Regions from separate parts of the Homo sapiens genome. Here all the other regions are linked to region 1. A link is a contact called in ENCODE Hi-C or POLR2A ChIA-PET data. All regions are on one chromosome and are shown on one strand. Each heading gives the region's core, a stretch centred on a gene start or an enhancer-like site at or near the end of the contact. The rest is flanking DNA. Distances are from core to core; before and after follow the strand shown.

Evidence for each region. A loop is a pair of places that touch in the nucleus more often than their neighbours do. ChIA-PET counts read pairs that join two places held with the same protein, here RNA polymerase II (POLR2A). Pooled maps may share reads with other maps.
Region 2: a map of Right ventricle myocardium inferior shows a loop between it and region 1 (6-fold over the local background). The contact joins two enhancer-like sites. A Hi-C loop is called at or near these places in 3 of 168 maps with a recorded cell type or tissue (Caco-2, Right ventricle myocardium inferior and mammary epithelial cell), 2 of 37 single-sample maps with no recorded cell type and 11 of 50 pooled maps. POLR2A ChIA-PET finds 5 or more read pairs at or near these places in 4 of 52 experiments (WTC11, activated CD8-positive, alpha-beta memory T cell, activated T-cell and 1 more).
Region 3: a pooled map shows a loop between it and region 1 (3-fold over the local background). The contact joins the promoter of KCNK5 here to the enhancer-like site in region 1. A Hi-C loop is called at or near these places in 5 of 50 pooled maps. POLR2A ChIA-PET finds 5 or more read pairs at or near these places in 3 of 52 experiments (H1, PC-9 and naive thymus-derived CD4-positive, alpha-beta T cell).

The regions. Positions count from the first base shown.
Region 1 is chr6:39,086,366-39,090,396 of GRCh38, forward strand. It overlaps GLP1R (glucagon like peptide 1 receptor), which reads left to right. Exons shown (of 13, transcript NM_002062.5): 13 at 1-4,031. Among named protein-coding and RNA genes, the nearest start is that of MIR9983, 14 kb to the left of the region's middle. RefSeq lists an enhancer at 1,462-2,768. Within about 2 kb of position 2,131, at least 2 of the 41 ENCODE cell types and tissues checked have a DNase peak (open chromatin) inside an H3K27ac peak, as active enhancers do.
Region 2 is chr6:38,874,272-38,878,302 of GRCh38, forward strand. It overlaps DNAH8 (dynein axonemal heavy chain 8), which reads left to right. Exons shown (of 93, transcript NM_001206927.2): 53 at 1,320-1,557. Among named protein-coding and RNA genes, the nearest start is that of DNAH8-AS1, 77 kb to the right of the region's middle. Within about 2 kb of position 2,345, at least 2 of the 41 ENCODE cell types and tissues checked have a DNase peak (open chromatin) inside an H3K27ac peak, as active enhancers do.
Region 3 is chr6:39,227,109-39,231,139 of GRCh38, forward strand. It overlaps KCNK5 (potassium two pore domain channel subfamily K member 5), which reads right to left and starts at 2,367. Exons shown (of 5, transcript NM_003740.4): 1 at 1,818-2,367. The coding sequence starts at 2,003. RefSeq lists silencers at 1,045-1,114, 2,128-2,207, 2,308-2,657 and an enhancer at 2,945-3,672.

The DNA.
Region 1 (4,031 bases), core at 881-3,380:
CTTGTGAAACCACAGGCCCTTGGGGTTCCCCCAGACAGAGCCGCAAATCAACCCCAGACTCAAACTCAAGGTCAACGGCTTATTAGTGAAACTGGGGCTTGCAAGAGGAGGTGGTTCTGAAAGTGGCTCTTCTAACCTCAGCCAAACACAGAGCGGGAGTGACGGGAGCCTCCTCTGCTTGCATCACTTGGGGTCACCACCCTCCCCTGTCTTCTCTCAAAGGGAAGCTGTTTGTGTGTCTGGGTTGCTTATTTCCCTCATCTTGCCCCCTCATCTCACTGCCCAGTTTCTTTTTGAGGGGCTTTGTTTGGGCCACTGCCAGCAGCTGTTTCTGGAAATGGCTGTAGGTGGTGTTGAGAAAGAATGAGCATTGAGACGGTGCTCGCTTCTCCTCCAGGTATTTGAGTTGTTTTGGTGCCTGCCTCTGCCATGCCCAGAGAATCAGGGCAGGCTTGCCACCGGGGAACCCAGCCCTGGGGTATGAGCTGCCAAGTCTATTTTAAAGACGCTCAAGAATCCTCTGGGGTTCATCTAGGGACACGTTAGGAATGTCCAGACTGTGGGTGTAGATTACCTGCCACTTCCAGGAGCCCAGAGGGCCAAGAGAGACATTGCCTCCACCTCTCCTTGGAAATACTTTATCTGTGACCACACGCTGTCTCTTGAGAATTTGGATACACTCTCTAGCTTTAGGGGACCATGAAGAGACTCTCTTAGGGAAACCAATAGTCCCCATCAGCACCATGGAGGCAGGCTCCCCCTGCCTTTGAAATTCCCCCACTTGGGAGCTTGTATATACTTCACTCACTTTTCTTTATTGCTGTGAATAGTCTGTGTGCACAATGGGCAATTCTGACTTCTCCCATCTAGTGGAAATGAGCGAAATCATGGTTGTAGTGATGTTGTTTGGGAGAGTGCAGTAGTAATTGATTTGACCCACTCACACTTGGAGCTAATTAAGGTTTGCCCTGCCTGCAGCCTCCCCCACAAATAATGAACAGCAGAAAGACTGGACGGGGAAACCTATCAATCCTGCCCCCAGCCATGGTGAGGAAGCCCCAAGCCATGGTGACACACAGCAGCACTGCAGATAGCCAGACACATGGCTATCCTAGAGAGGCTGGCAAGGAGTTCGTGGCTGCAAAAGAAGTTTCTGGAGCAAGAGAGAGCTCGCTCTTGGGAGTCAGGACCTCCGGGGAGAGCAGAGGGTTCCGACGGATTCCTTTATGAGTCAGTCTCTCTCTCCCTTTTAAATGGTGGGAACCCTCCCCAAAACCTTTCCCCAGACACATTCTCCTGTGCCCCTCAGAGAGGCATGTGATGTGCAAGGAAAATAATAGGATATAAAACACATCAAGTAGAAAATTTCTTATACTTCAGCTTCAGTGAAGTGTTGTCTATGTTAATAGGCAAGTTGAACCTCGGGCTAAAGAAAGGAATTGTGTGGATGGCTGCCTTGACTGAGACAATATGGGCAGGGGGGCGTTCCTGCTTCCCCAGAACAAGGGCAGGCTTCCCAAAGGCACCCCTTATTTGCTGTCTCTTCGTAAGCGTGGGCACCAGTGGGTTGATGTGGGAAACAGTGCTGGTGCAAGTGTTTAAGTTTTGGATAAACTGAGGATTTTGAGAATCATTATTACATTACATAGCAACAAAGAAACAGATTGATATAATCTGTGTGAAATAAATTGCTGAGGAGAGGGATTGTAGGGAAGAAGTTGCTTAGTTAGGCACCTGGGAAGCTCAAATCATTTAGTTTAAACTGTAAGTAGAGTTGTCTTCCCAACGAGAACTGGTGATTCCTGATTTCAGAAGGCTCATCAGACCCCTACACCCAAGTCTTTTAACACGGAGGAAGTTTTTCCTTCATGAATACATACAAGATACCGAACTGAAGAAATCTTTTCTTTGCTCCAACCCCCGCTCCCCCGGCCCCCCGAAGCTATTAATAGTCATTCAAATGGCACTGCACTCTTTCCAAGCTTTCCTAAGCTAAATATGGCTCCAACAGGTCTGGGAACTATTGAATGCAATGTACTCTGAAATTCCAGCAGCTGTTTACATGCCTGATGCCTAATGCCATACGCCTGGAACTTGCTGAGAACTCTCGGCTGCCTCTGTCCTGGGGTACTATTGCTGACCAGCAGGGTGTAGGCGCTGCTTTTGTTTGAGCTTTGTAGCCACAAGGTCTGATGTCTGTTGTGAACAGCAGCTGACTTCAGCACTCTGGCCAGCTTCCTCAAACTTGTTAGTGGCTTGCATTTTGTCAATTTTTCTTTGCCATTTCAGTCTTTCAAGCAGCTGAATCGCAGAACTGAAACAAAACACTTATATTGCAAAGTTCCTTCCCTTTAAAATGAGCTTCTGGATTGCAGAGATGATTTTTTATGGTCTTAGCGTGCCTCATGCTGTAGACCACATCGTTGGAGCTCTGGGAGAGCTCTGAGCAGAGAAAGACCTTGGTGATCCCCCCTGGCCCGATCTATAGGATTGAGGAATGAGGCTTGTAGAGGTGGCTTGCCCAAGGTCACAACACTAGAGGGTGGTTGAGCTGGGCCAGGACCCAGACAAGCCCTTTTCTCTCAGTCTAGTGAGGCCTCTGGGAAGGATAGGTGAAAACTATAAATAGCTGTTCAAGATACTCTGAGTAAAAGTCAGTGGTGTTATCTGGAATTTCTACTGAAGAGGAAATACAGCAGCAAAGGTAGACTCATCAGATGGTGAAAGTGTCATCTCCTTTGTAATTTATACTGGTGAGAGGAGGGGAAGGATGTGCTTTCCTATTTTTACACTGGTACTTCATTCATCCTTGTCTTAAACTTAAGAAATGAAATGCATCAGGGCACACATATACATAGAAACAGCACATAAGCCATTTTGGATGGCAATTCCAGCACTCTTTTAATGGATTGGCTTAATTTTTTTTTCTGATGCCTCTCTATGTGTTTGAAAAGTTGTATTGATAGTCACACAGAGTGTACTAAAATAACCTAAAAGGTCTTGAACCTCCCCTTTACCTCTTTAGAACCTCTGAATTTGGAGACAGCTAGCAAACGGCAACTGTAGCCTAGCAAAGATGGCACAGCACCACAAAGGGCAAATGGAGTCAACTCCCTTCCATGCTCTGAAGGTCTTGGCCACTCTCATCAGGGTTGGCTGTGTACTATCCAGCAGCTCACAGTCAGGAGACCTCCCCTCCTCAGTCCCTCCCATTTCTTTCTTCCGCAAGGAAAGAACATTGCATGTGGGCGTGTGTGTGTGTATGTGTGTGCATGTGTGTGTGCATGTTTCTTCTGTGCATAGCAGCATAAAGTTAGGAGATGATGACTCCAGAATCATCACACCCGCTGTGCAGGTCATAGGACCGCACACCCGAGGCTGGGAGTCTAAGTGGTAGATGCTTCCTCTCCATGCGCAGACAGGGCTCCCATTATTTGCTAATGCCTGCGACGTGCTCAGGGAAGGCAAAATCTATTCCAAAGGTTTATTTTCCCTCTGTTGAATTGATTCTAATCTACAGTGCTTACCCTGCTTTTGGCTCCTACGAGGCAAACTATAAAAATTCTCAAATAAAATACAGAGGCTTACTCTGCAAAGACACCTGTGTGAATGACGTGCTAAACATTCAGCAGAAACCAAATTAGGATCAACTCTTAACATTTTTTCCCTCTTTTGTGGCTGGAATGAGTTCCCCTGGGAAAGAAAATCGCCCAAGTGAGAAACTTATGCCAACCACATTCCCATGCCCCTACAGTTACCTGCTGGCCCAGATCAGCTCTCTGGGTCTGCAGAGGGCCGAGACAGGAAGCATTATTAAGCAGTATAATTTCAAACACTTTACTTAGTGCCACAGTGTGTCTGCAGTATCTATAAGTACTTCCGCTCTGTCAAGGAATACAGACTGGCAGGAAGCAGATAAGCATAATTGTTTTCCAATAACTCCCCAAGTCTCTTGGAATATATATGTATCTGAATCTCTCAGAGGAGAGAGTTTTCTCTCTTCTTTGGCCATTTTAGCCTATTTTCCAGGA
Region 2 (4,031 bases), core at 1,095-3,594, 210 kb before region 1:
TTCCCTCCCCTCCCCTCCCCTCCCCTCCCCTCCCCTCCCCTTCCCTTCCCTTCCCTCCCTCTCTCTCTCTTCTTTTCTTTTCCTTTCTTTTCTTTCCTTTTCTTTCTTTTCTTTCAACAAGGTCTTGCCTGTTGCCCAGGCTGGAGTGTAGTGGTGCAATCAATCATAACTCACTGCAACCTTGAAGTCCTGGGCTCGAGCTGTCCTCCTGCCTTAGCCTTTGAAGTTGTTGGGGCTACAGGCACACACCACCATGCCCAGCTAATTTTTAGATTTTTTATAGAGACAGGGTCTCTGTATGTTGCCCAGGCTGGTCTAGGCTCCTGGACTCAAGCAGTCCTCCTGCCTCAGCCTCCTAAAGTGCTAGGATTGCAGGCATGAGCCACCATGCCCAGCCAGCATTCTTTATTTCCTACTCGGTTTTCCTTATTAGTCTTTGAGTTAAAACAGAATTAATCATAGATCTTCAAGGGCTCTCCTAATTCTGATCTATAGGTGATCTCTCCTTACACATTCTAGAGCTTCAATTCTCAGTTAAGAGAGTCAGTCATTTGTGGGTAGGTTAGAAACAATATATAAGGCCGAAATCAGTGAATTATTTAGTAATTACTTTAAAATGGATCATAGAAGACAATATTTTATTTTGAAGTAATTTTGTTTTGAAAGACCGAGGATGTCCTACTGTACTTGTCTTTCTGATGCTATAGGGCATTGGCACACTTTTTCTTAAAGGGCCAGGTAGTATTAATAAATATTTTAGGCTTTGCACAACTCTCTGTCTCAACCACTCAGCTTTGCTGTTGTAGCACAAAAGCAGCTAGAGACAATGCATAGGTGAATGAGTGTGACTGTGTGTGTGTTCCAGTAAAACTTTATTTACCAAACAGGTGGCCAGCCTCTAGGGCCACAGTTTGCTAAGTCCTGCAAAATTTTACAAAGAAATAGAATCTTTGATCTGGAAAATTTAGATAACTTAACTTTAGAACCAGTAGCTACCTTAGCTGCTTACATCGAGTCTAGGCCTTTTGCTTTCCCAGTAGGAAATTGAGACTCAGAGAGGTCAGTGGGATGAGCTGAGGGTTGAAACCACAGGAGCAGATTTTCAGTTCAGCATCCTTTCTGCTAGACCATGCTGCCTGTCTAAAACAGGATAGCCTTTCTTCTACGTGCTGTTGGCTGTAGGACGGTGATCAAGCAATAGCTTGAGATATATCTATTTTTCTTCTCTCTTCCTTCCTCCTTTTAATTTTACTATTATTTACAATTTTTTATTTTCAAAATTTTAATTTAAAAATTTATTTTATTTGAAACATTTTCAGTCTCTCAATCTTCTGGAAGGGTTAATTCCCTCCAAAGAAGAAGGCGGTGTTTCCTGTGTCGAACATCTTCATAAATTATTTGTGTTTGGCCTAATGTGGAGTTTAGGAGCCCTTCTGGAATTAGAAAGCAGAGAAAAGCTTGAAGCCTTCTTACGGCAGCATGAAAGCAAGTTGGACTTACCAGAAATACCTAAAGGCTCAAATCAAACCATGTATGAGTTTTATGTTACTGATTATGGTAAGCCCACTGAACTATACCTTAAATGAAATGACTTTTTTCAAATGAGAAAATATAAGCTTTCATAAACTCTTCTATGAGAGAATATTAAAACAATTATGAAAACATAATTGTTAATACCATTTTGAAAAGAGCATGTATTTGAAAGAGAGTGGAATTTTGCATATGAATTGTGCCCGAAACTGATATTGAGACTCTTGACTTCTCCTTTTGGAGTGGGCTCAGTAAAATCTGGCATAAATAAGTTAGTAATACCTTGTACAACATCTACTTTCTAATGCTGGAATAGGAAAGGTAGCAGCGTGGAGAACACAGATTCTTCATGATGCAAAGCATGCTAATACACATAACGGATCAGCCCCACAATTCCCCTGTTGGGAATGCCAGAATGAGTAGAGAATGAACGTAGCAGATTCCTCAAGGTCCAGCGCTGTCACCTTAGCCCCCCAGCCTTCCATGTATGGCCGGGCCCAGCTCACTGCTCCTTAAAAGAAATGCCTTTGAACTTGGTGCTTTCATCCAGAGCCCAGGCCCTGATTCTTCAAAGTTCCAAAGAGGAAAAATATGCTTCCTAAAAACTCTAATTACCTCTGGTTCTTCCTAAAAACTCAAAAACAGCAATAGTCTTTTGTTTGTTTGTTTTAATGAATAAACTGAAGGACAACTGGAGCAGGAGAGTAGACAGCAATAGCCAAATTTTGAAAGCAAGAAAGCAGTAAGGTAAGCGGCAGTCGATTTAGCACACTGGCAGTGGGAAGAGCTGAGAAGTAATTGAGAAGCGCACGTCACAGGACATTCAAAGGGCTCAGGAAGTGGAAACTGGGGCAAAAGTTGAGCTAAAAACCACAGGGCTGGTTATAAGTCTGTTTGAGAAAAAGACCTCCTGGGCCGCTTTCCAAAGCCCTGCTGCCAGACAATCGGCCTTCCCCACACTGGCAAGACTAAAGAGTTACTGTTTGAATCGTGTAAAATAGAGGGTTTCCTAGACTTGGGGACACCAGGCACATTTAAGAGTGGGAGAATCATACCAAAACTGGGGATTAAGTGGAAATTTGTGTTTGAAAGGGACTGAGATAAATAAATTTTTTCAGTGGGCCATCTTTAACCAGAAAGGCCAATAATTGTATTACATGTGTTAGATGCTGCTAAAGGTTTGAGATGGCAAAAGGGCACTCTAACTCAAAATGCAAACTAACAAAGGAATCTTTAAATCTAGATATGCACTCCCTTAGAATCCAGAGCCAAGCTCCTCCACAGCGCTGCTTTCTGAGCAGCCGGAGTTCTATGATGTTTAAAGGTTCAGATTGCCTCCCTCTGAGTGCCTTGTCCTTATTCAGAGGCCGGGCCCCAAGTTACTCAGAGAGTGAAATTCATCAGCAGCAATTTTCCAACCATGGCAGAGCCTTGGTTAGGGGATTGAGATGGCATCTAATAAGGAAGCCAATAAAATAATTACCTTCCTCTGTGCCATCAAAAATATGTATTGCCACATTTCTTAAAGAGCAGTCCAGTGATGTTTGTGACATTTTCTTCCAAGTAGCTAGGACTGGTTCTGTAAGTTTAGACAATGATGTTTTCTTATTTTTAATGGAGATGTTAACAAAAGGTTGACAACAATCTAGACTCATATTCCTTCTTCAAGGTGGTCCTGAAGTGGTCTGTTGACTAAAATATTGAGGGGTTGCAGGCATTCAGTCTTGCCATCCTAAGTAACTACTTTTGACGAAATTTATTTGCCCGAGCCTTTGTGGCCACGAAATGAACTAAGATATTATGCACTTAGTGGTTATTTAGGGCCCTAACATGTCCACTCAGCTGACTTCTAGCCAGCCCTTTCTTAACTCATTCTTCATCCATCCTTTTAATTTTTTTATGGACATTAACATCTTTGGAGAAGACTTCATTCATAGATTTAAAATGAAGTAAGGAGACTTATGCTTCCAGCGAAGATGGAGTAATGGGGACTGGGTTTAACCTCTTATATTAAAAATATAGAAAACTGGACAAAATGTGTAAGACGGTTTTTTTTCAGAGATTGGACAATAGGCACTACTGGACTGAAATCACCGAGGGAAGTGAAACAAGGTGATTGCATTAGTTTATTGCATGGATGCAGTTTCTAGAAGCAGCTCAGGGAGGGGAAGATCAAATAGAATTGGCTGTCTCACCAAATGAGAAGGCAGAGGTTGATTTGGGAGAGGCCAAGGTGGCTGGAATTTGCAGGGCAGAGCACCAGAGAGGAGAAATCTGCACAAGGAGGAAGTGTCAGAGAACAACAGAAACAGAAAGACAAATCCACAGTTATACTAAAGGTGTCAATATTTTGAATAATTGATAGAACAAATAGACAAAATTAGTAAATATATGGAAGACTTTAACAACACTATCAATACCCTGAATTCAAAATTATAGAATGCTTCAGCCCAAAACAGCAGAATATACATTTTTTTCCAGTGCACGGAAAACACTTACCA
Region 3 (4,031 bases), core at 1,117-3,616, 140 kb after region 1:
CGCCCCCCCCGCCGTATGCCCCGCCAGCCTTTCCCTTTGCCTTGTGTTTTGAAGTTTATTTTCCCACATTTAGCCTTGAATTCTTTCCTTCCTTCCCCTGCAGTGTTGGAGCAACAGCTTAGAGGGAAACACTTCGAGGGCAGCTCAAGGCTTTATCATCCTTGCCTGCCCTCTTCCCCCTCTAAACAAAGCCCTGGAACAAACTAAACAAAAACTTGTTCTCTAGAGGAATTGTTTCCTCAAGGGAAATCATAAAGCAACCCCCTCCCCACAACACACCCCCCAGGGTAGACGCCCATCAGAAGGAAGCCATGTAGACTCTTCATGCCAGGACTCTTGCTGTTAGGAGGTAAACCAACCAACCATCTACTGAAGCTTATCCTCCCCACCATCACCTCCCATCTGCCTCTACCCGGGAAACTGCTACAGGGCAAGAGACTCTCCACTAAAATCCAACACTAAGCCTGCTAGACTAAACCTCCCCTTCTACAGGACCCCTTGGAGGACAAGTCTCCCCACACACGGCTGCCAGCAAATACGTATATGCTTATCTGTGTGATGTCCATCAATCTGGGGACAAGATTTTGATGTTTTCCAAATGCTTCCAACCTAACAGTCCGTGGCAGAAATAAGGAATGAGGATGGGCTCATTCCCGTTTCTCACATGGGGAAACGGAGGCTGGAAAATGAGCGACGACTAGATAGGCATAAAGTATTGAGGTGCTGCTGTAGACTAAACGTTGCTTCTCATCAGACCTCCTTTCTGGCATCTTTCACCCTGAGAGCAAGGTAACACCCTGGACAATCTACCCCTACTCCCTACCTGCTGCAATCTAGAACTTTCACCCAGGTCCTGGTCATTCCACTGGGGGAGCAGGCCAAGAAGAGTTGATGGTTGAAGCTGAGCCCTCGAGAAACTGGGGTAGAGGGCCTCGGTCCCCAAATGGGCCCCAAGGTCTCAGCCAGGATAGGCAGCCCGTTTATCCAAAGTGAGGTCAATGCCACCCATCGGGCTGTGCACCAGAAAATAAGCGGTTCCCAATGTCAGCACGGAGGGAAGTCCCCCACCCACCCCAATTCCGCACACACTCTCCTCCCCCATCATAAAGGGACTACGCGGGTATTATTCGTTTGTGCAACCTGCTACTTTCACAAAGTTTTACTCCAAGCCCTTGAAGGATGTCTCCGCGAGATAAGCCTTCCCGGAAGCCTGAGCGCGTCCCCAGCATTCCAGGCACCAGCCCTCATCCCGTGGGTTCGGGCCCCACAGAGCCTCCAGCTCCTCTCCGGAACTCTGCTGGGGGCGGAAGATTTTGCCCAGGCTCGGGCTGAGGGACCCTCCCGCCACTCTGCCGGGTTCACGTTCCTTAAGAAAAGCCTGGCAGGCGTGGCACTGGCCCTGGAGCGGGGAGGTGGAGACACGAGGGGATGGCACCAGGCTTGGCTCCCAGACTCCGGGAGCGTCTCCAGGGAAAGATAAACGCCTTTATCCGTCCCACAGCCTCTTCCCAAGGAGGGAGGTACCGTCACACCCACACTGAAACACCGTGGAGCCTAGTTCACCCGGGAATCAACTCCAATTTGTCTCCGGCCAAACTAAGTTCCAAAGAGTCTCCGCGCCTGGGGGACCCCTGTGTCCCTCGGGTGAGCGACAGATCCTCGAAGCCTGACCCATGATGAGACACGCTCTCTCATCACCCCCTGGACCTTCCACAGGGACTGAGGGTCACCCAAAGCTGTGAAGGGGTCTTCCTTTCAGCGCCCCCTAAAGCTCAAGCCAGCTTCAGATGTATATGGGGGTACAGGCGGCGACTGACCTCTAGGATCTTGTCCAGGCCCTCCTGACCCAGGCACGGGAACTCCTTGAGCAGATGCAGCTTCTGTGTGTAGTAGTTTTTCTTGGCCTCCTTCCAGTGTGGCTCCTCCAGCACTTCGAAGATCGCCGCCCCGATGGCCAGGTAGAAGATGATGGCCGAGGTGAGCAGAGGGCCCCGGTCCACCATGGCTCCCGAGCGGCCGCCTCCTAGAGAAAGCCTCTCCTAGCCCCAGCTGCTACCAGTCCGCCCGCCCTCCAGCCTCTGAAAACAGCTGTTTGAATTTGGAGCTCCGCATGCGCAGTGCCCGGTACTCACCCCCCGCAAGCACCGCTCCCCGGACAGAGTTGCTTGGCCAAGTTGGCCCACGGAGTGCGGGGAGCTGCGTGGGGCCCCACTCACGCGGCCCGGGGTGGGCGAACACCAGCGGGGCTGAAAGGGCGCCCTGGACCGCGGATGCGTAAGGAGCGGGAAGAACACAGGACTTGACTCTGGGCAGACACGTGGGCCGCTTCTCCACGCGTCGCTCCTCCGCGCGCCACTAGCAGTATGCGCCGCGCCCGCCTCCGCACGCCTCTTTAACCAGCGCCCGGCGCGCTCTGCCCCCTTGCTCCGGGCTCCGACCGGGGAGGAGCCCAGGCGGGCCCCGCCCCTTCCCCGCACAAGCAGCCCGGCGAGCGCAGGAGTGAGCGCGAGGTGAGCGCTAGAAGAGGCTTGGCGCTCCCCGCGCTCCCAGGGTCAGCCGCCAGGGGAGGCTGCGCCGCCCGCCCAGACCTGCACGCCCTGCGGTGCCCGAGGGGTTGCGGTCTCAGGGACTCGTGTTTGTTATTAGGACTGGCGTGTTAACTAAAATGATTGTGACTGAGGTCAGGAGTTTATTGCTTTTGTTATTTTTATTGTAATTCCATTTTCATTTACTGATGTTTCTTCCAAAAAAGTCTAATGCTCAGTCTCTCCGTGTCTCTCTTCCACACACTTTCTTGTAAGCCTGAGGAAGGGGGTTAGAACGGGGCTGAAGAAGCTGTAGGGAATCAGAGGACATCAGGAACTAATCCAGCCACCCACGCGTGATTCCTCCCCCTCACCCCGTTCTCACCTACCCGGGTGAGAACCCTGCATCTGGAAGGAGTGGGCAGCTCAATTCGTGGCACCCCTGTGCGCCCCCCCAATACACAGTATCTCTACGGGAAACACTTGGCCTCTTTTCTTTTTTTCTTTTCTCTTTTCTTTTCTCTTCTCCTTTCCTCTCCTTTCCTCTTTTCTTTCAGACGGAGTCTCACTCTGTCGCCAGGCTGGAGTGCAGTGGCACTATCTCGGCTCACTGCAACCCCCGCCTCCCGAGTTCAAGCAGTTCTTCTGCCTCAGCCTCTCAAGAAGCTGGGACTACAGGCGCACGCCATCACGCCCAGCTAATTTTTGTATTTTTAGTAGAGACGGGGTTTCACCGTGTTGGCCAGGCTGGTCTCAATTCCTGACCTCAGGTGATCCGCCCGCCTCAGCCTCCCAAAGTGCTGGGATTACAGGCGTGAGCCACCGCGCCCGGCCCACTTTCATACATATGCTCCAGCTGATTTAAAATTCCACCCCCGCCACCTTATCTCCCTCGTTGGCTTTATGTCCTTCCTAGTACTAAATTCCCTCTGCTATATTATATAACTTTATTTATTGTTTACTCTGTATTGTGCCCTCTCCCCGCCACACACACACAGACACACACACACACACACACACACACACACACACACGGAAATGTCTGCTGGGGAGATGGAGAATCTGTCTTGTGTAATGATGTATCCACAGTGCTTGTTACATACATAGCAGACACTCAATAACCATGTGTGCAATGAAGGAGTGAATGAATTTGTTAAAAACAGGTGCCCAGGATGTTTCTAACTCGCCTTGCTGCCATTCTCTGAGCTCTTGTAAACCCCAGGAAGTACTGAATCCCTTCCATGCATCATAAGCAGGCCCTGTCATTCGACCCACTTTGCAGTGAGGAAAAAAGCTCAGTGGGTTAGTTTGTTCAGTCTTTCAACCAGCACCAGTCAGAAGTTGGAGGGGGAACCTCCTTTCAGTGCTCTGTACCAGGGGCTGGCCCTGCCCTTCTCTGGCCTCTGTAGGGGCAGGTACTGGAGTGGCCAGAGTCCCTGAGCACTGTCCCCTGGCCAAGGCCTTTTCTTTCCATCGAGAAGAAGGGGAGTCATTTCTCACCTCCTA